Regions from separate parts of the Mus musculus genome. Here all the other regions are linked to region 1. Evidence: chromatin loops called from intact Hi-C (ENCODE). Cell type or tissue: heart. All regions are shown on one strand. Each heading gives the region's core, and the rest is flanking DNA. Links, peaks and the distances in the headings are about the cores only.

The links. Hi-C counts contacts between places; a loop is a spot of excess contacts. Peaks named below come from ENCODE experiments on the same cell type or tissue, not always from the same donor. Only the 100,000 strongest peaks of a DNase experiment are listed, where the experiment ranks them.
Region 2: a loop joins it to region 1, with 2.0 times the contacts of the local background. A loop is called at or near these places in 3 of 42 quality-filtered maps.
Region 3: it touches region 1 in a loop (2.9-fold over the local background); 15 of 42 quality-filtered maps call a loop at or near these places.
Region 4: it touches region 1 in a loop (6-fold over the local background); 15 of 42 quality-filtered maps call a loop at or near these places.
Region 5: it touches region 1 in a loop (2.2-fold over the local background); 8 of 42 quality-filtered maps call a loop at or near these places.

Annotation. Positions count from the first base shown.
Region 1 is chr10:61,273,017-61,278,833 of GRCm38, reverse strand. It overlaps Adamts14 (a disintegrin-like and metallopeptidase (reprolysin type) with thrombospondin type 1 motif, 14), which reads left to right and starts at 5,415. Exons shown (of 22, transcript NM_001081127.2): 1 at 5,415-5,678. The coding sequence starts at 5,597. In heart, for the core only: a CTCF peak has its summit at 2,835 (motif pointing left); DNase peaks (open chromatin) are centred at 683, 4,813, 5,133, 5,463 and 1 weaker place; H3K4me3 peaks cover 1,231 bases; H3K27ac peaks cover 1,264 bases.
Region 2 is chr10:61,197,364-61,203,180 of GRCm38, reverse strand. Adamts14 (a disintegrin-like and metallopeptidase (reprolysin type) with thrombospondin type 1 motif, 14) reads left to right here. Exons shown (of 22, transcript NM_001081127.2): 19 at 151-358; 20 at 1,876-2,005; 21 at 2,708-2,818; 22 at 4,222-5,817. The coding sequence ends at 4,703. Among named protein-coding and RNA genes, the nearest start is that of Gm29861, 16 kb to the left of the region's middle. In heart, for the core only: a CTCF peak has its summit at 3,474 (motif pointing left); DNase peaks (open chromatin) are centred at 3,420 and 4,633; H3K27me3 peaks cover 1,249 bases.
Region 3 is chr10:61,325,833-61,331,649 of GRCm38, reverse strand. All of the region lies in intron 18 of Pald1 (phosphatase domain containing, paladin 1), which reads left to right. Among named protein-coding and RNA genes, the nearest start is that of Prf1, 31 kb to the right of the region's middle. In heart, for the core only: a CTCF peak has its summit at 5,082 (motif pointing right); DNase peaks (open chromatin) are centred at 369 and 2,485; H3K27ac peaks cover 2,695 bases.
Region 4 is chr10:61,333,891-61,339,707 of GRCm38, reverse strand. It overlaps Pald1 (phosphatase domain containing, paladin 1), which reads left to right. Exons shown (of 20, transcript NM_013753.2): 18 at 369-509. Among named protein-coding and RNA genes, the nearest start is that of Prf1, 39 kb to the right of the region's middle. In heart, for the core only: a CTCF peak has its summit at 3,404 (motif pointing right); a DNase peak (open chromatin) is centred at 3,317.
Region 5 is chr10:61,208,870-61,214,686 of GRCm38, reverse strand. It overlaps Adamts14 (a disintegrin-like and metallopeptidase (reprolysin type) with thrombospondin type 1 motif, 14), which reads left to right. Exons shown (of 22, transcript NM_001081127.2): 13 at 1,024-1,157; 14 at 1,440-1,563; 15 at 3,019-3,099. Among named protein-coding and RNA genes, the nearest start is that of Gm29861, 4.7 kb to the left of the region's middle. In heart, for the core only: a CTCF peak has its summit at 2,783 (motif pointing left); a DNase peak (open chromatin) is centred at 2,796; H3K27me3 peaks cover 1,820 bases.

The sequences.
Region 1 (5,817 bases), core at 570-5,569:
CACACACACACACTTACACACCAGAAATAAAAATAAAAACTAACTAACAAAGATAACACAAGTCTCCCCCAGCTCCTAACCATGACCACTTTCAGCCAAAATGAAGAGGGTGAAGGGTTTGAAATCTCCCCTCCCACTATGGGAGAATGGGCGTCTAGCAGGGGTTAAAGACAGTGATTGTCAATAAAGGAACCTTACTGGTAGGATCAGCCTCCTCCTGTGTTTTAGTCAGAATGCAGGTTCTCAGGCCCCACCCCAGAACCTGCTGGATCAGAAACTGAGGGAAAGAACCCAGTAACCTGTGTCCTATGGGAGATTCTGATATTTGCTCAAAGTTAAGTATTTACAGCTCTACTAAACAAAGCCTTAAAAAATGGGGTCAATTAAGACTGAGGAAAAAACAGCAGTCTTGTGACCTGCCACTCATCCTGGGTACATGTCCTTAGCCATCCCAATGTCCAAGCCTGGGGCTGAAGCACAGAGAAGCCCCAGCAGCCCCAGGCAGAATTCCTGGAGCATCCAGAGGACAGGGAGAGATCGTGCCTTGTGGCCTTTCCCCACATCCTCCTCCTTGTTCTCCCCAGCATTTCCTCTGCACATTTTTGGCAAGGTTCTAATGTCCGTATCTAGGAGACTCGGCTGGGTTCAGCTAACCACAGTGACTTGTCTTGCATTACAGAGCAGTGGACAATCCCCGAGAGCAGCTGGGCCATGAGGTCAGTTAGAAACAACGCTGTTTGCACCCTGTGTGTAATCGTTGCGTGGCGCGGTTGCTCTGGGTTGAAGGGCGCAGAGAAAGGAAGTCTCCATGTCCCTGAGGACTGGAGGCCAGAAAGGACAGCTGTCCTTCCCAGCTCCGGTTCTGTGATTCCCACTTCAGAAGCGGCACGGTCTGTGATTGGGACGTGGGCATCCTCCTCTCTAGAGGCCAACAGACAGCACGTTGCCCCTTTCTCTAGAGCAGTTAGGGTACATGTCACCAAATGATGGTTTTTATTTTTGAAGTCAAATAGCCTCTCATAAAAAAAAAGAAAGAAAAAGAAAGAAAGAAAGAAAGAAAGAAAGAAAGAGAGAGAGAGAGAGACAGAAAGAAAGAAAGAAAGAAAGAAAGAAGAAAAAAAAGAAAAAGAAAAAGAAAAAGAAAAAGAAAAGGAAAAAGAAAAAGAAAAAGAAAAAGAAAAGGAAAAAGAAAAAGAAAAAGAAAAAGAAAAAGAAAAAAAGAACCCCAGGCTGGTAAAGGTGCTTGCCTCCAATCCTGACAACCTGAGTTCAATTCCCAGAATCCCATGCCAGAAAGTGGGGATGGCCCCTCTCTCACCAATCACTAATTAAGATCATGTTCCACAGGCTTACCTACAGCCCGATTTTATGGAAGCATTTTCTTAAAGTGTCCTCCTCTCAGATGGTGGCAGTTTGTGTCAGTTTGACATAAATCTAGTTCAGCGCAAGTACCATTGCTATCAGGAAGACATTTTGAAAAGTAAAAAAGGAATACAAAATGAACTGAATAACCCTGAAGAGACTGGCATCTTACAGTGGTCAGTGTGTTTGCAAGCCTGGTACTACATGGGCGTGGGTGTTTGCCAGTTGAAGGTTCTGGTGTGAGCAGCCTGACCAGGAAGGGGCTGTTAAGGAGACTGAGGTTGGTGTGTCGCGTGTTAGCTATGACGACTGTTTCAATTTTCAATGTTCTTTTAAGGTTAAGGAACCAGGAAGGCATCTCTTCTTCCCTATCCCCACCCCGACTATGGATTCTGAACACCTTCATGGTATACTCATAGTTTCCATACGTGTCTTGAGACTTCCCCTGGAATGGCTGAGTGGTCTGGGAAATACCTGACCCCTCAGATTCTCCATGGGACTCCATCTCTGACTCCTATTCATTTGATTATTTAGTATTTGTGAGGGCCTACTATGTGTCCAGCACAAGGATACTGATGCCACTGAAGACTCAAGGAGTTTTTAAAAATCCTTTCAGGCCCCTGCCCCCTGTGGGGGATGGGAGAAAGCAGACACATAGGATGACCTCAGAAGGCAGCAAGAATTGACTAGAAGAAGGTAGACTCCTCAAAATAAAGGGAAAAGCTTTGCAAAGGTCACGAGGTCAGATGAGCATGGTACCCACAAGGGGCTAGGCTGGAGGGCTGTGGAGGCAGGAGGATGGCGAACAAAGGCTTTGGAGGTCTGACACAAGTGAGAGATGCACAATGTGAAGGGCTCTCTCTTCTGGGTATAGCTGGAGAAGGTTCCAGGGAGCTGAGTGATGTGTTTAGAAACACGGTGTGCTGCTATTCAGGAAAGGTGTGCTGTGTTCTGGGTCAGAATGTGTCTTAGAAAGGAGATACTGTATTTGGAAGATCATTAGCGTCTGCTATGTGAATTTAGAGGTCACCCGGGGGCTCCAGCTGCCTGGTTTCCTGATGGTCTAGGTCACTGGTTCTCAACCTTCCTAATGCTGAGACCCTTTAATACAGTTCCTCATGCTGAGGTGACCCCCACAACCATAAAATTGTATTTGTTACTACTTCATAAATGAAATTCTGCTACTGTGGTAATGCAAAAATCTGATATATAGATGCTCTTAGGTAGCCCCAAGGGGTAGAGAGGGACAGACTGAGACCAACTGGTCTAGGTGGGCAGTAGAGGTATGCACGGAGCTCTGGTGGGACTCTCTTCCTTTCCTGGGAATTTCAGGGCCTTAGGCCACTGGTTGTATCAAACACTCTAAGATGAGAATCCTCTTTCTATGTCCTGGGCATCTCATCCCTTCCGGGTTGGTAATCAGATATGTCAAGTCTCTAACAGTAGCTGATGCCCAGCAAGCAGCAGCCACCTGCTGGATATATGCTGTAACAACAGCAGCCTCTAGGTCAGCTCTGTCTCCCACGTACACCGGCAACTCCCTAATAAACATACATTGTGTCTCAAACTTGAGCCACCTGATCTTCACCCCAAGACCTCAAGCAGGCCAGCGGGAAGGAAGTGGTGGTTGGTGAGGGGCTCTTCTTTCACAGCTCAGCCAGCAGGGACCTCAGCTGGAGAGGTCTGACTCTACTGGTACTCAGTAGTGTGACCTCAGTTGTCCTGTGGTGAGATAGAGAGGAAACAGTTGGCGAGCCCTTCCTGTAGCCCCCCCACCCCCTCCAACTCCTGGGATTTGGGCTGTTCAGAGGAGCTCAGGTTGGAGGTCAGGCACACCCTCTTTGTCTGTGGGCTCTGGATTCTCTCTACACTTGCTACTGCAGTGTTACTTTTCAGCGCTCCATCTCCTCTCCCCCCTCCCTCTTCCCATCCGCCTCCCCCTCCCCTCTTGGATAACTAGACCACAGCATCTAGCTAATGCTGCCTTTCCTTCTGTGTGGGACACTCCCTACAGGCAGGCTGGTCCACCTCCTCTCTGTGCATGGCCCTCCCCCCAGACAGGGCAATGTCCTGCTATCCACTGGGCTTTCCTGTCTTCTCTAGGCTCCTCCCCCCACGCACCACCCCCACTCATGCCCCCCCCCCCCAGCATCCTTACTCTTAACCCTTCTCCCCCATCCACTATCCTCCAGCCTTCTCTCACCTGACTCAAAGCTTACTGGAACATGAGCCAATCTCCTCTGACTGGGGACAAATGACACCTAGCATTCGCTGCACTGGAACCTGGCATTGAACATTGGATATAGGTGTGGGAAGGCCACTCCCCAGAGAGTGCCACCTGCCTTCCCCACCAAGCTACTTATTCCTGTGCAAAGTCCTAAGGCATTAGCCTGAGAAATGCCAGAACTCGCTTTCCTAGGAGGGTCTCCAGCCTAAGGCAGTGGTTGCTCCACACAGCCCTGTTCACATTCTGGAGTAAGGCCACCCAGCTGCCTCCTTACCTTGTGTCCCCAGTGCCCTCTCCCTAACAAAGCCTTTCTCAGTAGAGAAGGGTCTGGACACATAATCCTTGGCCAACACAAGCAACCATTGTAGCCCCAGGGAAGGGAGTGGGGGCAGAGAAAGGGGATGAGGTTTTAATTTCTCTTTACCAAGGCTGGTTCCAGGGAAGGCCCCAGCTCACAGCTCATGACTCAGACTCAGGGGGTCGGAGCTACAAGTCTATTCTTCAGGGCTTGCTCTGTTGGGGGCAGGAAGGAGTTGCTGGAATCTGGCCAGGGTGCCTGGGCTTTCTAAAGGAATCTTCTCTGGGATGGCTTCTCAGGAGGGAGCAAGTGAGCTATCCTTATGTCACTTGCCACATCTGTTCCCAATTTACAGCTTGGAAGACTGAGGTCCTGGGAAGTCAAGCCCTTATCTTAGAACCACTTCGATTGGCAGAGCTCTGGGGATGAACCTCTGTAGCCTACAGCCTGGTCTTCTCCTTGACTCTCCTTCAATACTGACCCACTTCTTGTCCCATCAGCTTCACACAGCCCCCCCCACACACACACACACCTTGTCATGACCTCACAGGTCTTTAAGAGAAAGACTTAACATTTATTCATCTGGTGGTTGGTTGGTGACATTTCTAACTGAGTGCTTCCATGTTACCTGGAGTATAATGGGTATCAGCTCTCTGAGCTGACTTCAGAAATGAGCTGGCCACCCCAGACCCCAGCATCATTTCAAAGCCATAGCCACAGTTAAACACAACAACAAAATCAAAATAGCAAGGCCAATCAGATCCTCCCTGCTCTAAGTTTCCACCTGTGAGTAGTTTGAATTCGAGTCTCATTGCAAATTATTAAGGACATACTTGTAAAGTGAAGCAAGAACATGGGGTTTTCTGTTGGGCTCTGGGCCCTGACTGTGGAACTGTTCTCAGCGAGCTGCCAAGACAGCATCTGCTCAGCCTGTGGACGCTGTGTTCCTTGCACTACCGTGCTCAGTACTGTGACAGGGGTGGACACGCTGGGTGTTCATCTTTTGCGTGCTGTGGTTAACAATTATGCCACAGATGAAGAAACTGAGACTCAGCACCAGGATTTCCATACGAGCAGTTGGGCTGTAAAGCCTTGCAGCCCCCCCACCCCCTCATATCGTTGTGACCTGACAGTCCACAGCGCTATCATCTGCAAAGTGGGACGATTCAAGGGGTCAGGAGCTAGTTGGGCATCCTGACAGGGGAGGGGGAAGCTCCCAATCTGCGCCTTCAAAATTCAATGGGGACACTCCTGGGTGCGGTGGCTCTGGAGTAGTCACAGAGCCTGCAAACGGGGAGGAGCGGCTATGGGAAGAGGATCAGGCCGTGACTCCGGAAAGCTCTGGCGTCTGAAGGGACGATCACCCCGTACGCCGGGAGCCCCTGCGCGGGCTCCGCGTGGCACTTCCGATCCGGGCCGCATGCCTTAGCTCGCCAGGCCCGCCCCCGCCCCCGGCGCCCGCGCCCCCCGCCCGAGCCGCGCGCCCCGCCCCGCCCGTGTACCCGCCCCGCGCCCCTAGCCCGGCTCGCCGAGTCCCTGCGGCTCGGGACAGCGCGGGCGGACTGAGCTACCGCCGCTGGAGCCAACAGTGAGGGCGCCGTGCTGGGGGGCCGGGAACGGGCCAGCAGGAGGCGGAGGCTGCCGGCTGCTCTGCGATCCGGCAGTCCCGGGACTCTGACTCCTGGAGGTCCCCGTCCCCGCGCAGCCACATGGCTTGGCTCCGAGCTCTGCTCCACTGCCTGCTGCCCTGGTACTGCGCGCTCTGTGCCGCCGCCGGCAGTCAGACCCCAGGTGCGTGCGGGCCGGGCGCGCGGGGACGTGGGGTCTCTGGGGGTGCTGGCGGCCAGAGTGGCTCCTGGATGCAGGAGCCAACCAGGCAGAGTTCGAGGGGAGTGGAAGGCGGTGCGCCTGGTGTGGGTTGAGTTGCTTA
Region 2 (5,817 bases), core at 549-5,548, 76 kb after region 1:
GAAACAGTAAGAGAGACTAGTGATCTCCCAGAAGCCAACTAGCCAGGTAGCAGCATTCCGAAGCACGCACCTTCTCTGGTGGGATGCAGCCCCAAGGGGAAGTGTCCCCATGGTCCCATCTCCCTCTACCTCTGTCCTGTCTGTCTCCAGGTGGGTGACAGAAGAGTGGGGTGCCTGTAGCCGAAGCTGCGGGAAGCTGGGGCTGCAGACCCGGGGAGTGCAGTGCCTGCTGCCTCTCTCCAATGGCACCCACAAAGCCATGCCAGCCAAGGCCTGCCTAGGTAACCGGCCAGAGGCCAAGAAGCCATGCCTCCGTGTGCCCTGCCCAGCCCAGTGGCGGACAGGAGCCTGGTCCCAGGTGAGTGGTTCTCTTAGAGTGGGTGGAAGCACGTGGAACAGAAAACGGTGTGGGTCGGGTAGATGTCTGAGTGGGTTAGGGTGCACCCGAGGGCTGACACTTCTCAGAAAGAAAGAGAGCAACCTCTTGGGGGCAATATGAGCACACACACACCCCCCCCACCAGTGTGCTATGCATGATGGTTCTTCGCTAGGCTCCTCCCTCCATTTGCATCTCCTCTAAGCTGCATGACTCCCAAGTCATAGAGGAGCAAATGAAGACACATTCTTGTATTCCAGAAATATTTACTCAGGCAGTGGTGGCGCATGCCTTTAATCCCAGCACTCGGGAGGCAGAGGCAGGTGGATTTCTGAGTTCGAGGCCAGCCTGGTCTACAGAGTGAGTTCCAGGACAGCCAAGGCTACACAGAAAAACCCTGTCTTGAAAAAAAAACAAGAACAAAAAAACAGAAAAAAAAGAAAGAAAGAAAGAAAGATTTACTGAGCAAAGACTGTATGCCAGATCAAGGAGGGCTGAAAGCCCAGCGTCACTGGACAGGCAGGCTGCTTACCCTCATGGAGCAGCCAGTCTAGTGAGGGAACAAGACAGATAAACAGTCTAGTGACAGATGTTACCCACTGCAAGCTGCACCTGCAAGGGTTTCTGGGGATGCAACAGGCACAACGGTGGATGAGTCATGTGTCCCCTGGTTCCCTTTGGTTCTGTGACTTTCGTCTTGATCAGTGGTCACATGCCCCAGTACAAGTTCTTTCCGGGTCCTTCTAAGAGAGGCTGTAGGCGGTGCCTAGAAGTGACCCAGTCACATGGGGCAATAGGGCTTTCCCAGGGACCCTGCCACCCCAGTGCCGTCCAGTCCATTTATCAGTTGGGAGTATGTCACTACGAGGACAGTGTGTGGAAGGCATGTGATAACCTTGCACATGGAAGTCAGTTTGCTTTCTGTCTTTCACTGACACTTCCTGGGAAGAGGACCTGTGGACATACGCTTGCAAAATGGTGTTGGGTAAAAGGAGCCCCAACTTTATTGCAGATCTTTCCCTCAGCTCTCCTGGTTACAGAATTGGAAACCAGGCCAGTATGTCAGCAAGTGTCACAACCCAGGCTCTGCAAGCCCCGGGCAGGTCATGTCATGTGGTCAGAACAGAGGAGACTGCCCGAGCGGAGCATAAAACAGTTGAGACCTAGGCATAGAGTGGAGAGTGTGGCCACAGGAGGCAGCCGATGGAAAGGGGCCCGGGAAGTCCTCATCTGAGACACAGTTCAAACCATGGAGTGATCTAGCGAGTCCCAAGCTTGGACAGTGTCACACTGTCTCAGGAGAACCTGACAGTGGCAGGTCCTGGTACAGGCTTTGCAAGTCTGTCTGATTGAGTAAAGACATAGCAGACTTCTTGGTACTCTTTTGACCCTGAGTTCACGGCTCCCTTCCCCCCCCCTTTCCCCTCTCCCTCTCCCCCCTCTCTCCCAACTGCTTTGCCCCTGGCATTATGGCTCTTGGCTCTCCTGCTCCTCTACAGTGCTCTGCTACCTGCGGAGAAGGCATCCAGCAAAGGCAGGTGGTATGCAGGAACACTTCCAGTGCCCTCGGGCCATGCGAAGGGGTCAAGCCGGACATGGTGCAGATCTGCAGCCTGCCTGCCTGTGGAGGTGAGCAGACAGGATGGGGAGGCCCCGCCCCTTCGTTCCTCCGGCCCTGTGAATGTGTAGCAGTGTGGTCTCCTGGCCCTTTGAAATTCCAAAGACAGGTTGGGCATCCCTAATCCAGAATCCCAAATGCTGCCCAATCCAGAACTCCTGGAGTGCTCACACGCTGCCACGGATGGGCGATTCCACTCCTGACTGCAGAGGATATGGTGTGATCGAAATATCAGTACCCAGTTAGCCAGCATCCTAGAGGAGACAAAAGGACCTTCCAAGACTCTTAACACTCTTATGTACGAACCTCATTTCAGTTCCCAAATCATTTAAAACATTATACAAAATTACCTGCACATTTTGGGCCTAAGAAACCAATGGGGCCATCGGGACGGCTCAGTGGATAAAGGCACTTGCTGCCAAGGCGAGGTCTACACAGTGGAAACAGAGAGATGACTCCTCCAAAGCTGTCCCCTGACCTCTGCAAATGCTCTGTGACACCCACACTAGTACACACAGGACAAAATGCAAATAAATGAAAAAAAAACAGCTGCACCCCAGGATTAGATCTGGGGCTCACCTCCTAGAGGCCTCTTTAAGTCTATGCAAATATTGCAAATCCCAGGGGGAAGACAGTGGAAGTGCTTCTGGCCCCAAGCACTCTGGGTAAAGGATGCTCTCACCCATTTGTACTTCAGCTGCATCTGTTCACAGGAGATCTCCAGAACTCTACAGTGAAGGCGGAGGTCCAGGACCCTGTGACCAAAACAGGATACCGGGAACCCCAATCCAGGCCCCTGACTCCTGAGGACAGGATCTCAACAAGTAAGTATGGTCAGGGGCCCTTCCCCTCCCCCAGCCTTACACGCAGCCCAGGGTTTGGAGTGTTAGCAATGGAGCAGGCATAGTGTCTACGTGTCTGGGTGACCTCTGAGAATCCAAATGATGTCACTCTAGTCTATGACCTACTCTGTGATTCCCCTTTAGTCCTACGTTTGGTGTTATTCCCGTGACGGCCAAACCTGATACAGACTAAAAAGAAATCATGTAGACTTCTTCTGTTGCCAGGTTTGGTGACAAGGCACTGTCCACTGTGGTGAGGGTGTCCTGTTTTATAAACCTATATAGTACGCCCCAGAGCTCTGGATTCTCATCGTGTCTGGTTTCACACTTCTGGGAACTGTAGTCATAGAGAGGAGCTGCTTTCCCCAGAGCAGCTGAAAGAAGGAATCATGGAACTGAACCAGTGTCCTCTGCTGCTGCCTCACAGGGCTAGCAATTAATTCACCCTGTGGTCTCTCCTTTCATGTCTCTGTGGATTAAGACTTTCCCTGCGTCTACTACGACATACTTCCTAGTTACCAGGGTATTACCGCGCCTCATGCAACCCTTTGACCTCTTGGCCTCTCCTCAAAACAGAAGCTGGGCAAATTCCTCAAAGCAGTTGGGGCTCTGATTCTGGCTCTGGAGCTTTGGCGCCATCTAGTGACCATTGGCTTCTATTGTCTCTGCTCCAGAGCCTGCTCTTGATCCCAGCTGCCTGAGCCACTACGTTTCTCTAAAGAGCTTTTTTTTTCTTTTTTTTAAAGATTTATTTATTATATGTAAGTACACTGTAGCCATCCTCAGACACACCAGAAGAGGGAATCAGATCTCATTACAGATGGTTGTGAGCCACCATGTGGTGGTTGTGAATTGAACTCAGGACCTCTGGAAGAGCAAGCATCCAGTGCTCTTAAGCACCTTAGCTGCAGGGAGTAACTGGGTAGCTAGGAGAGTCTAGGGCTCCATCTTCTTCCTAGAGCAGGGTTCTCATGCTTGGTTGAATCTAGACTTACCTCAGTGTCTAGGCCCTAGCCCAGACTCCCCAGGTAGAGCTTCCTGGATAAAGACCAGCGTAGCTGAGTATATGGTTGAACTAGACAGAGCTATATAGCTCTTCCTACGCACTGGAAGTTGTTGGAGGGTTCTCTAAAACAGTTTTGCCCCATCGTAGAGGTGCTGGCTCAGTAGGTCTGCACAGTGTTTGACAATTAGCCTTACCACCAAGGTTCTAATGATGCTGATACTGTGTTTGTGACGGGGAGGCAGGATGGTCCGTTTAGTTTCTCTTCCCTGTGGAAGGGTCTGACCTCCTGGGTGGAATGAGCTATGTAGTGATTCCAGCTGGGACAGAAGGAGGAAAGATGTCCCCTCCTGATGGGCACCCTTCGTGTATGTATGTACAGTGGAGCCCTGTGTGCGAGACAGATCCGTCTTCTGCCGAATGGAAGTGTTGGACCGTTACTGCACCATCCCCGGCTACCACCGTCTATGCTGTGAGTCTTGCATAAAGAAGACCTCAGGCCCCAATGCCAGCCTGGCCTTACCACCCACCTTCTCCACTCCTGGGAGTCTCTTGCCAGCACCCAAGGCCACCCTGGAGGATGTGAAGTCTACAAGGGGGCCAACCAGCCTGGAAGATCATCGGCAAAGCCAGCCCACACAGCTACCAGATGTGGCGGACAGGATCTCCCCAGTGACTCAGTATCCGGTCACCCCCCAGATGCTAAGCCCTAAAGCGTTTCCGGGCAATTCTCCTGCTACCCCACGGAGGCCACCTCAGGACTGGACCCAAACAGCTATGCCAACCTCTGAGGGTCAAGGACAGTCCAGGGAGGAACCAGGGCATGGAGGCACCAGCCTTCCCGCCACCTCCCCAGTGACATGAGCCCATCCCTCCAGTCTTTTTTACACTCTGCCTGTGGTCCCAGGGATCCTGGCTCAGAGGACTCAAGCGCAGGGGACAGGAGGTAGCACAGGTTCCCTTTTAAATTATTTGCCCTCTTGTTCTGTTTGGGGCTGTGACGCTCTTTACTCCCGTGACAGGGTTGGGGGAGGAGAGGGAGATCAGGGACTGCCCTAACCAGAAATACCTCAGCTAGCAGAGTCCGGGCTCCACTTCCCAGAGTTTTTATATGATTTGTTCCTCTAGTCTCAGTAATGCCCCTTCCCATACCCACTGGGCCATACAGGGCTGAAGCCCATGCAGGAGCCTGTCAGAGATTCTTGCTTGTCCATGACTTCTGACTACCAGGGAGGCCTGTCCAGCCATACACACACACACACACACACACACACACACACACACACACACACACACACACACCAAAGACAAAGCAGGACTCAGGAGGTAGGGCTGCACACAGGCAGACTTGGGAAGGGTCCGGGATGGATGTAGAGGTGAGGCTTCATGGCTGCAGGGTCGGGCAGGGGAGAGTTCTTCTCAGGCCTGGCTCTTGTCAGCTGATGGCTGCTAATCTCGGGCAGAGATCAGTTCACCTTTGCCGGCCATAGTGTCACTTTCGTGGCCCGATCTGTCCCTGTAGATGTCACTGCTGGTGACTCTAGGTAACAGACTGACCCTCCAATGTCACACCCAAGTCACCAGAGGAGGAGGCCTGGATACACAGCTTTGACATCCAGGAGTTAACAAGCTGGGGCTTGGTCCCTGGTTAGACCAGGATCGGTGACTTCAGTCATCACGGGGGCTTGCAGGAGACCCAGCCTGAAAGGTGACCACCGGAAAGATGTCACCTCTAAGACTGTCCCCCTCAGTCATCACTCTCTGCTGAAGTCTACTCCTCCTGGAGTTGAGGGCGGGGGCTCTTCCCTTCTGGCTTAAACTGGGCCCGAATGCGTGATGCTCAGAAGACCAGTCAGGTGGCTAGCGACTTGAGAATCCACTCAGCTGGACTGTGCAGAGGGCCCTGGCAGGATGCTAGCTGCTGTTGATCCCAGGTTAGGGTAGGGAAGATGCGTAGAGCACCTTCCATGGTCCTCAG
Region 3 (5,817 bases), core at 292-5,291, 53 kb before region 1:
AGCCACACGAACTCCCTTGTGAGTTAGTGGCAGAGTGGGCTTGGGAGGCAAAGGTCCTTACTCCAGACTCACACCCCTCCCTGGTCTATGCTGAATTTGAGCTCACGATCTCTAGATGGCTCTGGGGGAGGCTTGCTGCGGCTCTAGATTGGGGGCCGTTTCTTCCCCAGCTCACCCCATGAACTGACCCCTAGAAGCTGGCAGCCAGGTCTTACCATCAGTATCTTAAGGCTTAGTCAAGCCCCTGTCTTCTGGTTTTAAACTGGAGGGCCACAGCTGGTCTCTGCCGGAGCCTGGCAAGCTTGGCACCGAGTAAGCCAGTAGGCTCTGTGGGTGTGGGAGATGCTGCTCCGCTCTGGATGGAACCGGGCCCAGGCTCCATCTGGGATGTACCTCCTCCATCAGACTCACTGCCTGGGAAAGTCCCAGTTGACATTCCACCCATTTCGAGTTTTCCCCCCACCTTCTGTCCATCTCAGCTTCTCCCAGCCTTGAGACAGAAGATCCCAACAGCATGTGGTAACTTGGCTTCTGCCCCTCACCCTCCAGAATCAGTCTTTCCCAGATCCCTTCCTGCTTCAGCAATCCACTTACATGTTAATCAGAAGCCGTTAAGAGAACATGGCTTAGCATTCGGCATTGGGGCTGCTTTGGGCAATAAAGGGACCCCAGGGGCTACAGAGAAGCGGAAAAATAGGAAGTCCCTGCTCTGTGTGTGTGTGTGTGTGTGTGTGTGAGAGAGAGAGAGAGAGAGAGAGAGAGAGACCCTCCGTGTGTGACGTGAGCAAGTATAGAATGGAAATCTGGGCGTGGCTGGCTTGTTAGTCATGGCAAAATAGAACTGGTCCTGGGGTACAGCGGGACTCCCAGAGCTTGCTGAGCTGAGATGCCGGGACTTTGATTTTAGCCTTCTCATTCTGATCTTTGTACACACACGCTCCCCTTTCCTCATTGGTGGGACACTGTAGGCTCTGAGTACCCAGTGGGCTGTGCCTGAGGCTAGGCTCACTTGGCATGTGCCGACGCTAAGCCGTGTTCTATCGAGGTGAAGAAAGGCCCACGGATGCCTGTCTCGGCTTCTGGACAGTCCATGATGGTGGCTGAGCCCTTCATACCACTGTGATTGGTGTTGTATGGTGGAAGTCAAGTGGGAGTCCTTCTGGGGCAGTCTTATCCATGTTGGCCTCCACTTACCTCAGTTGCTGGCCTTAGAGGCCTAGCCATGCCTCTCTATTCTCCAGGGCAACTATGAGGCTTTGTCTAGGCTGGGTGCTGTATGTGTAGGCGCATGTGTGACAGGGTCTCTCTCTCTTAGCTTTGGCTATTCTGGAACTCACTCTGTAGATCTCACAGAGAGCTTTACCTGCCTCTGTCTCCCAGTGCTGGGATTAAAGGTGTGCACCACCACCACCTAGCTGTGCTCACAGAGTTTTAAGAACTGCCTCAGAGGCCCAGTGAGTAAGGCCGCTTGCCACCAAGACTGGTGTTTTGAGTTTGACCCCCTGGACTTCCATGGTGGAAAGAGATGACAGACTCCCTGAGTTGTCCTCGGACCTCTCTACATACTCACACATGCCCACGCTGTGCCTGGCTGGCTTGTTAGACGTGGCATAATATAAGTGATCCTGGGGTGCGGAGGGGGCACTAGACTTACAAGAGTCACAGGATCAATTCCAGCATACAAACATTTTTTAAAAACCTGCCTAACATGGAAATGAGCCACTTTGATGCTGGAGTGGACAAGAGGCGACTCGGAGCAGTCTGAGAAGTGTTCCCATTGAAGTATTCATTCATGGCCAGCAGCCTGCAGGTTGACCTAGCTGGAAATCGGTTGTTTCCTTTTGGACTTGGAAAGCAGAAAATATTTATGACAGAAACCAAGGTCCGGCTCAAAGGAAGCCCTGCTAGACACGTTAATGCCAGTAGGCACTTCCCCTGCCTTTGGCTGGTGACAGTCGCTCTTAGTAGTCTGTAGATAAAGCAGTCTATGGTACCTTCTCTCTTCCTTGCAGAATGAGTTTGAGAAAAAGCTGAGGCATAGCCGGCTGCAGATGCCCTTTGCAGAGACCTGTACAGCTTTGACTTTCTGAGAACTTGGAGCCTGCCCATTCTAGACCTTGGCAAGAAGGGAAGGAAGTCAGGGCAGGTCCTTATTAGACCCATTTACCTGAAGAAAAAACTGAGGCCTATGGAAGATCTGTGCCAGGCTGGAAGCAGGGTCAGAACTTTTTATCTTCCTCTTGGCCTTATATCCCTTTCCCTCCATGGTGGCACCAGGACCCAGGGGACAATTTGATGGTAACAGTAAGAGGACGGACGGGTGTGGGGAAGCCACTGTTGCTTCTGCCTGCGCACTGTCTTGGTTATGTGGAATAGGCCTCTCGAGCAAGAGTTGCCAGGAGGCAGAAAGATTAGCTCAGTGCCCCAGGGACTAAGGTCGCTTCCTAAGAAAAGCAGAAAATGAGCTGTCTCAGGCGCTGAGCCCCTGGCAGGTCTTTCTCAGCCTCTCTGACTCAAGCTAGTGCTGTCCCCAGAGCCCTCATTCCAGCAGGTAATGGGTCTCCAGGGCCCAGCTCCTGCAATTAGAGTAGCCTCGGAATGTTGTAAGCTGTCATGTAAGATGGAAGGACTATTTCCTTAGGCTCTTCATGCCTGGCTTAGGATGGAGTCAGCGAATTGGTGCTGCAGTAGGGGCCCCGGGCAGCAGCTGAGTCCTTGCCCCCTTTTCCTCCCACTGCTAGCTGGCCTGGAAGCCTTTTAGCCTTACAGGGGTCTTTCCTGCTGTGTCTGGCATGGTCTCTGTGCATCGCTAGACTTAGCAGGGTCACAGGGTCAATTCTACCATCCCCTGGCCCCGGTAACATCTCACTGAGACCTGTCTCTCTGGGGAGCAGCTAGCACTGGGGGTGCCTGGTTCATTGCACGGACTCATTTCTACAGCCCAGCTCCCAGGACCCTGCCAGGCACAGCAGTGCCTTATGTAGTGAGTGGGAGGTAGAGAGCAGGTGGGATAAATATTGTATAAATAGGAAAATCTGCCTGTTTGCCGTCCACTCGGCCTTAGTCCACTGGGACTGGTCCTCCAGGACAAGCCGTTCTTCTCAAATGAAGGAAAGGGTCCTGGGACATGGAGGAGGGCCAGGCAGGGACTGTGGCTGGTGTGGGGTGTCTAGGAGCCCTTGATGAGGGGAGGGGAGCCTATGGAAAGGTGTTGAAGGGGTGCCAGTAGGGTTTTCTGATTGAAATGTGAATGGAGGAAAGGACAATTGAATGTGGAACCAGAGTTTAGCTCCTAAAGGCTTGAAAAAGGTTGCTCGGATGGCACACTTACAGGTCTAGCAGTTTGGGGGTGGTGCTCTCAGGAAACTGTTAGGGCGTGGGTGATGAATTTGGGGGTACCTGAGATAACCACTGCAGTGTCGTGCAGGCACTTGTATGAAAACATGGGTGGGGGTGGGGGAGCCTCCCAACATCTTTCTAGAGTCTAGATTTCGCAAAGCTTACTGGAAACTGTCTCAGGAGGAGACTGCCAGGGAGAGTTGCTCACGGGACAACCAAGTGCCCGCCGCATCCCACGTTTTAATGTAGACCTTTGGGATGGGAGTGAGGGACAGAGAGGCAGAAAACTGATGTCAAACCTCGATCTCCCTCCCCCTGCCCCCCTCTTCGCAGCTGTTTGGGGAAGGCCCGGCCAACCACCGTGAAGCACTTACAAACTCTGCCTTAATGAAAAGGCCCAGACTTGAGAGCAGAGGAGGCCAAGGGAGGGGAGATGATGGTGCCTAGATGCCCAGAGCAGGCTCTGGGGCACGGGGCTTGTCCTGAGCCAGCCTGAAGGGACAAGCTGACTGGAGCCAGGTGGAGAGGAAGGCCACTCAGGCAGAGGGCATAGCGTGGGTGAGGTCACTGGGGCAAAGGGCGTAGCGTGGGTGAGGGCACTCGGGCAGAGGGCGTAGCGTGGGTGAGGGCATAGAAGCTTGGCCTCATGTTTACTTCTGGAGGCTCAGCAAAGAGCTTCCAGACATACTGACGGAGTGAGACCTACGCCCATGGTAGCCGGGCCAGAGGCATGAGAATCCTGTGGTCCCCACAGCTCTGGCATCTCTCCTGGGCCCCTTCTATTTCAGATTTCAGTCTCAGGGGTCCAGGAAGCCTTTGTGCAGCTTCGAGGCAGCTAATGACAGCCTGGCCGACTAGACCCACTTAAAAACAGCTGGGCTATTTTTACGTACAGGAGGTGGCTGGGTGCCTCCTCCCAGAACTCCACCAGCACGGGATGCTTTTAAGGAAAGTGGATTGTGACAGGCAGATGGGCCATTGTCTCAAATCACAGCCCTGTGGCCAGAGGCAGGATGTACCCATGGGAACCTCTGGGGGTGTCGGGCGGAATCTTCACACAGTGTCTGAATTTAGAGATAATTCTACCCTTGAAAGGCTTCTTCTGTCTCCCACCGGATGGGCCTCAGACCTCATCCATCCTTGCCGATGTCTTGGGACAGTGGTATAGTGGTGTGGCTGTAGCCAGGTGAGAGCTGGCCACTTCTCCTGAACCTTGGTGGAAGGAGTTTAAAATGGCTTTTCTAAGAAGCACTGGGTGACTCCTGCCCTTCTGAAAACACTCCAGGGCTCAGAAGGAGACAGGAGAGGACAGGCTAAGGCTTGGTGGCCACATGGCCCAGTCAGTCAGACCAGCTCACCATTCTGAGACAGCAGGACCTCACTGTGTTGGCCAAGTGGCCATTATGTGGCCATTTTTACATTATATATAAACTTTAATATATTGTTTATGTTATAAGTTATATCAATATTAATATATTACATAGGATATTTAAAATATTTTAACACATAATATGCACTAACATTAATATATAAATGTATATTTATCTTGCATATGCATACTATTTATATATGTAATATATAAAAATATAACAATCATGTTTATATATTAATATATATTTTAAAATATTTATATTTTTTTTCTGTTTTCTTTCATCTGCTGCCTAGTTTTGTTTTGTTTTTTAAAAGGTTTTACTTATTTATTTTATGTGTATGAGTACACTGTAGCTGTCTTCAGACATACCAGAAGAGGGCATTAGATCCCATTTGGGAATTGAACTCAGGACCTCTGGAAGAGCAGTCAGTGCTCTTAACCTCTGAGCCAGCTCTCCAGCCCTGCTGTCTAGTTTCTAAGCAAAATTGATTTTTTTTTAGCACACGATGCTAATTCTTTTTTAATTATATGTAAGTACACTGTAGCTGTCTTCAGACACACACAAGAAGAGGGCATAGGATTCCATTACAGATGGTTGTGAGCCACCATGTGGTTGCTGGGGTTTGAACTCAGGACCTCCGGAAGAGCAGCCAGTGCTCTTAACCTCTGAGTCATCTCTCAGCCCCCACATTGCTAATTCTTGAAAGAGTATTCAGTCCTCAAAAACCCCTGCAGGCAGCTGCTCTGGCCCTTTGTAGGAACTTCCTGGCTTTTTCTAAGCTCTGAGCCCACGTCTTAGCTTCTCTTCCTACTTCTATGATAAGATACCCAACAAAGGTACTTAAAAGTGTCTAGTTGGCTCGTGGCTCCAGGATACAGTCTACTGCTCGCTCGGGGAGTGGAGGCTGCAGGAATTCAAACCAGCGGTATTGTTCCACCCACAGTCCAGACCAGAGAGCACTGGATTAGTACAGGGCAGTGATTGGCTGGCTCTCCTTCTCCTGCATTCCAGGACCTAGCCTGTGATGTGGTGCCGCTAATGTTCAAGGTGGGATTCCCTAGCTGAGATTTCCTCAGGGCCAGCCTCACAGCTCACAGGCCAGCCT
Region 4 (5,817 bases), core at 612-5,611, 61 kb before region 1:
GGCAGGCGGCTTTCTGAGTTCGAGGCCAGCTGGTCTACAAAATGAGTTCCAGGACAGCCAGGACTATACAGAGAAACCCTGTGTCGAAAAACCAAAACAAACAAACAAACAAACAAAAAACCTTCCTGTAGTTTACTGACATCATCTCCCTGGCTCTCCCATCACCTCTGGCTTTCCCATCATCTCCCCGGCTCTCCTATTATCTCCCTGGTTCTCCCTGTCAGCACCATGTGTGCCTTCTGTTGTAGGAACCTGTGGATGTGTCGCCTAGGTGATACCATAGCTCCTTACTGCCCCCAAGTGGGCAGGAGGACTCAGGCTGAGGTCCCCCTTGACTTTCTGTCCTCTCACCCCTCCTCTGGCCCCAGGTGGTGATGAAGGTGGTACAGCTGCTGCCCGACGGCCACCACGTGAAGAAGGAGGTGGATGCGGCGTTGGACATTGTCAGCGAGACTATGACACCTATGCACTACCACCTTCGGGAGATCATCATATCCACCTACCGACAGGTGAGCGCTGGCCCTGGGTCCCTAGCTCTGCAGGATGGCCTGTGGTTCATATTGGGGGAGTGAGGTTGATGGTGCGGGCTTTAGGAGGCAGCAGGTCCTGTGGGCCCTTCCTAGGGTTTCTGGTTTTTTTGTTTGTTGGTTTGTTTGCTTTTTGTTTTGGTCCTACCTCTTAGAAAGGCATATGGATCTGGAAACAGAAAGGGCAGCAGCCCTTAACCACTCCCACCTGCTTTGGCCCCCTCCCACTCCCCGGGGATAACATACAGATTAAAACCTGCTGTGGGAGGGGCCAAGTGAAGAGGAATACCCAAGACCCCTGTGGCATGGGATACAATTCTAGTGTGTGATCCTGGGGTCCCAGAGGCCAAGCAGAATCAGGCAGGTGGTGGTGTGACTGACAGTTACCAAGGGTTAAGGTCAGCGTTGCATGGTGTGGCTGCTGAGCCCCAGGACAGGTTCATCTACCCTGTTTGGGGGCTGGGTCTGGTCCTCACTTAGATGTTTGTTTGCTCAGAGCACTTACTTTATTTTACATATATTTACTTATCTGTGTGCATGCTGGGTGAGCGTGGGGGTCAGGGACAGCTTGTAGGAGTTGATTCTTTCCTTCTACCATGTGGATTGTGGAGGAATGGATTTGGGTGGTCAGCCTTGATGTAGTCACCCTTACCCACCAAGCCATATTGCCAGCCCTCCAAAGTTAATCTATCTATCTATCTATCTATCTATCTATCTATCTATCTATCTATCTATCTATCTATTTATTTTTGGTTTGTTTGTTTGTTTTGAGACAGGGTTTCTCTGTGTAGCCCTGGTTGTTCTGGAACTCACTTTGTAGACCAGGCTGGCCTCGAACTCAGAGAAATCCACTTGCCTCTGCCTTCTGGGTGCTGGGACTAAAGGCGTGCGCCACCAGCACCCGGCTCAAGTTTTTTTTTTTTTTCTCCTCCGAGACAGGGTTTCTCTGTGTAGCCTTGGCTGTCCTGGAACTCACTTTGTAGACCAGGCTGGCCTCGAACTCAGAAATCCGCCTGCCTCTGCCTCCCAAGTGCTGGGATTAAAGGTGTATGCCACCACTCAAGTTATTTTTTAATGATTCATTAAATTGTAAAAGTAAGAGCTCCAGGATGGTTCAGATTTAACATGAATCTGGGACTTGCAGCTATTTAGAAATAATGTGCCCTTGAGTCTGCCCGGGTCTCCAGTGTTTCCTTCTCTGCCTCTCTTTGGACCCGAGAGCTGGACAGGTGGTGGAGTTTGCAGCTTCGGGCCTCGGAGGTGTGAGAACTGGGTTGGTCGTGGGAACATAGAGCCCTGTTTCTCAGCCTGGTAGCAGGTGTGTGGGGGCGGTACTGTATGGCATCAAGAGGCGGCAGTGAATGCCACGGCTGGGTGATTTTCAGGGCAGCTTCTGCCCCGTGGCGGATAAGAGAAGACTGTATCACGGGCAACTTGTTCAGTCTCCATTCTTGCTCATGGACACATGAGCAGAATGATCCAGAACAACCTTGGCTTGGGGTCTTGAGGTCAGATCCTAACCGGGTCAGAAGGCAGGTCCTGTTTGGAGGCAGGCCATGCGTGTGGGATAAGACCGGGGGAAAGTTCAGACTCGAGTCTGTCCTCGCGTGGGGAGGAGCTGACGGACCAGGAGCTTCAGAAGTGGACTTGGCACACGTTGGATGGCACAGTGTCTCTGTGATTAGATTCCCATCTCCAGGTTCCTTTGAGTCTCACACTGTCCTAGGGTTTCTGTTACTCTGATAAAACGCCATGACCAAAAGCAACTTGGGGAGGAAAGGGTTATTTCATCTTCCAGCCTGTAGTCTACCATCCAGGGAAGTCAGGGAAGAACTTCAAGGCAGGACCCTGAAGGCAGGAGCTGATGTATAGGCCATGGAGGGGAGCTGCTTACTGACTTGTTTCTCAAGGCTTGCTCGGCCTGCTTTCTTATAACAACTTCAGGGCCACTTCAGGGGTGTCACCACCCACAGTAGACTGGGCCACATCAAACATCCATCCAAAAAATGTACCACAGGCTTCCCACAAGCCTATCTAGTGGGGCCTCATTTGAGGGTCTCTCTTCTTAAGTGACACTGGCCCAAGTCAAGTTGGTATAAAACTAGGCAGCACACTCACCGTCACAATTTGGAATTCCCATTCAGAATGTGAGAGCTGCGTGAGAGCTGAGGCCTCTCCCCATTCTGGCTGCTGGAGGCCCAGGCAGTGCTTAGACCTGCTCCAGAGGACGTGGGCCAGGCCCTGTTAGAGCCTCGTTCTCTCCACCCCAACTCCAAAGCTCACAGGCCCTCAGTTCCTGTTCCTTGATGTGTGCTGTGAGCACACACACACACACACACACACACACACAGAGAGAGAGAGAGAGAGAGAGAGAGAGAGAGACAACAGGAAACATAGGGGCTAGCACTGCAGGGAGAAGCTATAGACTGGCCTCAGACAGCCCAAGAAGGAGTCGCTGCAGGCATCAGGGGCTGCCCGGGCAAAGGCCAGGAGACCTAAAGGTTCATGGTGGGTTTCGAGGCACTGAAGGTCCTCTGGTAGCACAGTGTTGTCACCAAAAGTGAGACTAAACAGGTAGCTGGCTTTACTCTTGGGGGGGGTGAGGTGGTAGGGATGGGGAAGGGGGCGTCGCGGGGACAGTGCTGTATGTTAGAGAGGGTAGCTCCTTCGCAGTAGAGTGTCTAATGGAGGAAGTTAAGCAAGAAAGAGACGCCCTTTCCCATCTCCCCGCCAGGACTCCCCTCACATTTCACAGGACTCCCCTCACATCTCCGAGGCCAAGTTGGTGCTCACTCCATGAGATGGAATCCCAGAGTCCCACCAGGGCTCTATGCAGAGGATCAGAAGTTAAAGTGTAAGTTAATGCAGTTACTTACCAGTGTGGCCACCAGGTGGCGCAAGTGAGCTAAGTTAGGGTAAAATTCCTCCCATCACTTTCCCATTGAACCTCGGGCCTCACTGGTGTTCAGTAAGTTAGGTTTTGTGTGTGTGTGTGTGTGTGTGTGTGTGTGTGTGTGTGTGTGTGTGTGTGTGTGTGTGTGTGTAATGTGTGTGTGTGTAATGTGTGTGTGTGTAATGTGTGTGTGTGTAATGTGTGTGTGTGTGTGTGTGTGTAAAATTCCTCCCCATCACTTTCCCATTGAACCTAGGGCCCCACTGGTGTTCAGTAAGTTAGGTTGTGTGTGTGTGTGTGTGTGTGCTTATTTATTTATTTGGTTTTTCGAGACAGGGTTTCTCTGTGCAGTCCTGGCTGGCCTCAAACTCAGAGATCCACCTGTGTCTGCCTCCCAAGTGCTGGGACTAAAGGTGTGTGCCACCACACCCGGCTTGTGTGTTTCTTTTTTAAAGTAATTTTATTTATGTTGGTGTGTGTATGACGGGAGGGGAGGCTTGTCACAGCGAGCATGTGGGGGTCCAAGGTTCTCTCCTCCCACCTTGAATTTGGACCACTTGCCTGTACAGCAAACGCTCTTACTGGCCAAGCCACCTTTCTGGCTCCTCCCACCTTGTTTTGAGACGGGGTCTTTTGTTGGTTAGATCGCTCTGAGCTTCAAGACATTCTTCTGTCTCCCCCTCCCCAGCTTACTGTAGGAATGCTGGAATTACAGGCAAGAGCTACTCTATCTGGCTTACCGCGAGTTCTGGGCATTCAAACTTGGGACCTCACACTCGTGTGCAAGTACCTGAGCCATCTCCCCAACCCCTAGGACAAGTTCTTTTAAAGATATATATTTAGATAAACAAATTATTTAAATAATATATATTATATAAGTAATATATAATATATATGTTAGTTTATGTACAATGGTGTTTTCCTGCATGTCTGTCTGTGTGAGGGTATCATTACTTGGAACAGAAGTTACAGATAGTAATGAGCTGCCGTGTTCGGAATTGAACCTGTGTCCTGGAAAGGAGCTGCCAGTGCTCCTTTAAGCACTGAGCCATCTCTCTAACCCCCTAGGGTAAGTTCTTAAAGGGTACCTTAGAGTAGGAGGTCCTGAGACTCAGAGGATTTTCATCTGTTTGTGTAAGAGGTAAATAGGGGAGCTTTTAGCATCTGGGGCTTGAGCCCTTCCTAGAAACAACCTCAGTTTATTTTGTGCCCAGTGTGTAAATCCAGCTTTGAAAATTAGCCAGGGGCAGTCCTGGGCGCAGCCAAGGTCGAATGCCACCGATAGTGACCTATGGTCTCCCTCCTCAGTACTTCAGAGTCCCCTGGGGGCTTGTCAAAAATACAGATGTCTGGGACCGACCCAGAGTGTCTGGAGGCTCCACAGTGCTAAGATGCCAGTACTCATAGCTTGGGATTGGAATGACTTGAGGCCTGGACCACCCCAGGGCTTTGCTTGGTTGCAGCCAAGCTTATAGAGATGCAATTCACATACTGCCCCACGCACGTGTTTAGAGTACACGTGTCCCAGGTTGCCTTGGCAATGGGGGGAAGTTAGAGCATGGTCAGGACCACAGGAAGAAACCTCACACTCTTGGTCATCGATCCCCGGCCACATGCAGCTCCGGGTTTCCTGTTGAAACTTTTTTTTTGGTTTCTATAGAGACAGCAGTGTGTCTAACATGTCTCCTGATAATGGACTGATGTTCTTATTTTTGTGTTGTAGATTTTCTCTCTCTCTCTCTCTCTCTCTCTCTCTCTCTTTGAGACAGGGACTCATAAAGCTCCCTCGGGCTGTCCTGGAACTCCCTCTGTAGACCAGCCTGGCCTTGAACTCATAGAGATCCACCGCCTCTGCCTCCTGAGTGCTAGGATTAAAGGCGAGCACCATGGTACCTGGCTCTCGCTTTCATGTTTGGCACAGGGTTTTCTGTATCCTGGGCTGGCTTGGAATTCCTTGAAGTTCTGATCCTCCTGCCTCTGCTTCCTGAGGACTGGGGCGATAGGTCTGCCTTGTTTCACCTGCTTTACGCGGGGCTGGGATGGGACCTGGGGTTTGGTGCAAGCTGTGCAGGTTCTCTACCAACAAAGCCCCGTGCACAGGGCCTGGCAGATGCTCTCATTTACCCTGACAGTATGCCGTTGTGTGTGTGTGTGTGTGTGAGTGTGTGTGTGTGTGAGTGTGTGAGTGTGTGAGTGTGTGTGTGTGTGTGTGTGTGTGTGTGTGTGTTTGGGGGGGCGGGGAGGGAGGCCGGAAGGGAGGGGGAGGGGAGGTCAAACCCAGTCTGTTTTTGACTCTTCTCTCACACCGCAACCATCCACTGAGACCACTGTGATCTTAGAAGCTGTAAGGAGAGCCAGGAATCTCATCCCCCTTCTGTCCTCTGTGGTACCCACAAA
Region 5 (5,817 bases), core at 233-5,232, 64 kb after region 1:
CTCACTGGCGTGTTGAAATGAGGTGACTAAGTCGTCATGACGAGCATTTGCTATTGTTTCTCAAAGGTGTGAAAGGGCTTTGGAAGGATCTGGTATCCAGTGAGCAGCTGCTAGACTGAGATAGATAGATAGATAGATAGATAGATAGATAGATAGATAGATAGATAGATAGATAGATAGATAGATATTGATGTATAATATTATATAAATATATTTGATATTATATTAAATATAATTTAATTAATTTAATATTTATAATGTAATATAATGTTAAATATAAAACTGGGTGCACTCACTCATGAGAGTGAGTGTGAGAGCTGGTTCCCTCAGAGGCCAGAAGGTGTCAGATAACCTGGGGCTGGAGGCTGGGGATTGAACTCAGGTCCTCTGGAAGAGCGGCAAGCTTGCTTGCTTGCTTGCTTTCTTTCTTTCTTTCTTTCTTTCTTTCTTTCTTTCTTTCTTTCTTTCTTCCTTCCTTCCTTCCTTCCTTCCTTCCTTCCTTTCTTTCTTTCTTTCTTTCTTTCTTTCTTTCTTTCTTCCTTTCTTTGTCAAGACAAGGTTTCTCTGTGCAGTTCTAGCTATCCTGGAACTCACTCATTAGACCAGGCTGGCCTTGAACTCAGAAGTCCACCTGCCTCTGCCTACCAAGTGCTGGAATTAAAGGCATGCACCACCACTGCCCGGCTGCAGCAAGCATTCTTAACCACTGAGCTGTCTCTCCAGCTCTAACTGTTGGTTTGTTATTGATAATTTGTCAATATATTTTTCTCATTAAACTGATGATGCATTTTACTGATCAGGGATCATGAAAATCAGGGAACCAAGGCTCAAAAAGGCTAGAGACATTTGCCTCAGGTCACAGGACCAAACCATATGTGCCACAGCAGGACTCTTCAGACAGTCCCCAGACAGAGCTCCCGCCACTGCCATGACCCTGGACTTCATGGCTAAACCACATGCTGATGGCATCCTAAGCCACTTTCTGTCAACCCAGTGGGCTTAGCAGAGTCTCTCTCCTTCCAGATGCCCAGAAGTGCGAGCTCATTTGCCAGTCTGCCGACACTGGAGATGTGGTATTTATGAACCAAGTAGTCCACGATGGGACACGCTGCAGCTATCGCGATCCTTACAGCGTCTGTGCCCGTGGCGAGTGTGTGGTGGGTACCCCTGCGAGCTGCTTATACTCTGCTGGCATGGAGGACTGAATGGGTATTACTCACCTACCACACCTAGGGGCAGCTAGGGCTGCCTACACCATTAGAGAAGTGAGGTGACCCAGGCTAAGACCACCTGGGTCACAGGGTGGATTTGGGGGAGTTCTCGTGTGCCAGGGTCCCCTCTTTGGGCAGGGCCAGGAATCTCAGGAGGAAGTCAGTCGGGGAGCCTTTCTAGGTGGATACAGGAGAGCCTCCATCTGCTGATGTCACCTCCACCCCTAGCCCTTTGGTTGCGACAAGGAGGTGGGATCCATGAAGACGGATGACAAGTGCGGTGTCTGCGGTGGGGACAATTCTCACTGTAGGACTGTGAAGGGGACTCTGGGAAAGGGCTCCAAGCAGGCAGGTGAGCGTGGGTGAGCACGGCTGGGGGGTGTGGCTGGGGTGGGGGCGGGGCACTGGGGAACGCCTGCAAGGGGCGGGGCACTGGGGAACGCCTCCAAGCAGGCCGGGAAGCATGGCTGGGTGTGTGTATGTGGGGTTCTCCTTGACCCGTGCTGGAGAGGGGAGGGTCCTGGAGCCTGGCTTCAGACTTTCCCAGTCTGCCTGTGGCTGGTCCCCTGGCTTCCTGGCATACTAGTATGGACTCACAGGAGCACAGAAGCTCACCCTGTCCCTTGCTGTCTGGGAGAGGACATGTGCTGAGCTGACATGTGCTCTTTGATCCCAGGGCTTTTGGTGGGAGCGAGGGGGTCATGTTCTATTCTCATCTTTTTTTTAATTAAATTTTTTTTCAAATTTTTATTAGATTTACATTTCAAATGCTATCCCGAAAGTTCCCTATACCCTCCTCCTGCCCTGCTCCCCTACCCACCCGCTCCCACTTCTTTCCCCTGTACTGAGGCATATAAAGTTTGCAAGACCAAGGGGCCTCTCTTCCCACTGATGGCCGACTAGGCCATCTTCTGGTACATATGCAGCGAGAGACACGAGCTCTGGGGGTACTGATTAGTTCATATTGTTGTTCCACCTATAGGGTTGCAGACCCCTTCAGCTCCTTGGGTGCTTTCTCTAGCTCCTCCATTGGGGGCCCTGTGTTCCATTCAATAGATGACTATGAGCATCCACTTCTGTATTTGCCAGGCACTGGCATAGCCTCACAAGAGACAGCTATATTAGGGTCCTGTCAGCAAAATCTTTCTGGCATATGCAATAGTGTCTGGGTTTGGTGGTTATTCTCATCTTAAAAACAATGTCTGGGACCTTTTTTCCACTATGAATCTCTGGTCCCTCGAGTTCTTTAATTTCCACCTCTAACCTCACGAAGCTTGCTATAGAAGAGGGGCAGTCAGTAGTCCTTTACGTTTCTGTGTGGAGTAAGTCTGGTCTTCTTGGAGGATTTTACAGCTTTTTCATACTTTGAAGCGGGGGAAGTTGGTAACCAAGAAAGGCTTGTTCCCAAGCTTTGAATCGGTTCAAAGAGCCATGTGGATCTTCATGGCTGATCTCATCTACAACTCTACGTAGCTTAGGAAGAAAGGGGTGGGAGTAGGGAAAGCAGAAGAGGAGGCCGCGAAGGGAAATAAAAGCATCTCGCACGTGTGGGTATCAGTGCACGTGCTAGTGACCCCTAGCGGGCGCTTGGAACTACAACATCTCATGCTTCCCTGCCCTTGGGGATCCAGTGGAGCCGGGGGAAGAATCCAACCCTGGTTTCCAGCCAAGGAAACAGGTTTCTGAAAGGCTCCGTGTGTGAGAAGTCCTTGTGTTCCCGGCTATGTGCTGTGAGATAGTATGGGGTGCTGAGCAGGGGGCTACCCTCTCAGGACTCTTTGCTTTTCTGGATGCCCCTGGGTGGCAGCGGCTCTCAAACAGGTGCAGATCCCGGCGGGTGCCAGGCACATTCAGATTGAATTGCTGGAGAAGGCTCCCCACCGAATCGGTGAGTGCTGTGTGGGGCGGGGAGGACAAGGAAGATAGGGATCCCAGACTTAGATAAAGACAGACAATCCCTTTTTTAGTTGTTTTATGCAGAATAGCTGAACCATCACATAGTTCAGGCTTGTTTCTTCCCACCAGGATCAACCGCTGTTCAAATTTCTTATGGAAGCAGGTGGCTTCTTCTAAAAGAGTCATTTCGCAGAAGGGCTCAGGCCGCTCTGGCTGCATGGCACACCACCCCAAGAACATAAGGGTTAGGAGTAACAGTTGTCACAGGATCTCAGTTCTGTGGCCATAGTCATGACAGGCCCAGCCAGTGGTTCTTCTATTGGTTGCCTAAACCCAAACAGCCAAACACTGTCAGCTGATGGGTCTGTCGGGAGTTCACTGGTCTAGGAGGTGTGGATGGTGTTGGCAATTGGCTGAGGCTGAGGCTGACAGAGCTATGACTGACCCCAACAAGCAAATCTGGGAATATCCAAATCTGGATGTCTGTCCCTTGGGCATCTGCAGCTAGAGAGGGCAGGGCCCCAGGGTGCAAGCACTCTGCCAGCCCCTAACATTGCATTGACCCAAGTCACATGACCCAAGCACCAGTCAATGGTTAAAAACACAGACTCGGGGCTGGCGAGATGGCTCAGTGGGTAAGAGCACTCGACTGCTCTTCCGAAGGTCCAGAGTTCAAATCCCAGCAACCACATGGTGGCTCACAACCATCCGTAACAAGATCTGACTCCCTCTTCTGGTGTGTCTGAAGACAGCTACAGTGTACTTACATATAATAATAAATAAATAAATCTTTAAAAAAAAAAAAAAAAACACACAGACTCTGTCTTAGAGGAACAGGGCTATGTGGACAGCCATTTCTACAGTCCACCAGGCAGGTCCTAGCTCTCCATTATAATGATACTTAAACAGAGTTACTAAAGAAGGTGTCATGGTTGTTGCACAAACATGAAGCAAAGACAGTTTGAAAGTTAGATTCCCCAGAGGATGGGGAACAGCCCAGTGGGCAGAGTGTTTTCCATGTGAGCATGAGGATCTGGTCTTGGTCCCCCAGAACCCCCACAGAAGCCAGCAATGCAGTGTTGCCTACAATCTCAGCACTAGGGCAGTGCTTGCAAAAGATCCTTAGAGCTGGACCCAGCTGACTTTCTGAGCCTTGTGTTCATCTAGAGGCCCTGTCTCAAAAATAGATAGATGGATGGATGGATGGATGGATGGATGGATGAGATAGATAGATAGATGGATGGGTGAGATAGATAGATAGATAGATAGATAATGGATGAATGGATGATAGAGATAGATGAACAGACAGATGGATGGATGGATAGATAGAAAGATGATGGATGGATGGGTGATAGAGATAGATAGATAGATAGATAGATAGATAGATAGATAGATAGATAGATAGTAAATAGTAGATAGATGGATGGAGAGAGAGAGACAGAAGGATGGGTGGGTGGGTGGGTAGACAGACAGACAGATAGATGATGGATGGATGGGTAGGTAGATAGATAGGTAGGTAGGTAGATAGATAGAGATAGAGAGAGATGGAAGGATGGGTGGGTAGACAGACAGACAGACAGACAGATGATGGATGGATAGGTAGGTAGATAGATAGACAGACAGATAGAGATTTATAAGGTAAAGTGACTGAGGAAGTCTGTGACAAAGATCCCTGGCCTCCACATACAGCACACACGTATACACACATACACAAACATGTACATATATAAAACATGTGCATGCAATACACACACACACAAACATCAGAACCCCAAACAGATTAAACTTAGAAAGTCAAGTCCAGGCTTAGTGGTGCACGTCTTTTATCCCAACACCCAGAAAACAGAAGCAGAGGATCTCTGGGAGTTCAAGGTCAACCTGACCTACATAGCAAATTCCAGACTAGCCAGAGGTACATGGCTAGTGAGGCTCTATCTCAAACTAATATAAAATAAATATGCAAGTTAAGAGCCAGAAAGATGGCTCCATAGGAAAGGAAGGACTCTTTCCACACAAGCCGAATAACCACAGTTTGATCCCACAAAAAGGTATAAGGTTGTCTTAGTCAGGGTTTCTATTCCTGCACAAACATCAGGACCAAGAAGCAAGTTGGGAGGAAAGGATTTATTCGGCTTACACTTCCATACTTCTGTTCATCACCAAGGAAGTCAGGACTGGAACTCAAGCAGGTCAGGAAGCAGGAGCTGATGCAGAGGCCATGGTGGGATGTTCTTTACTGGCTTGCTTCCCCTGGCTTGCTCAGCCTGCTCTCTTGGATTCTAATCCAAGACTACCAGCCCAGAGATGGCACCACCCACAAGGGGCCTCTCCCCCTTGATCACCAATTGAGAAAATGCCCCACAGCTGGATCTCGTAGAGGCATTTCCCCAACTGAAGCTCCTTTCTCTGTGATAACTCCAACCTGTGTCAAGTTGACACAAAACTAGCCAGTACAAAGGTGAAAGCTGACTTTACAAGGTTGACTTTTGACCAACCCCCCCCCCACACACACACATAGGACATGGTGTATACCCCCCCCACACACACATACACTAGTAAATAAACTTTTTTCAATTTTAAAAATTCATGTGAAGACATTAATGCAGTAGAAAAGATGTTCTTATCATTTGGTCTAGTCTTGCTTTTATTGAAACCAAATCAGCAGTCTAAAAATAGGCACGTCCAAATGAGATTCCTCAGACATTGTTAC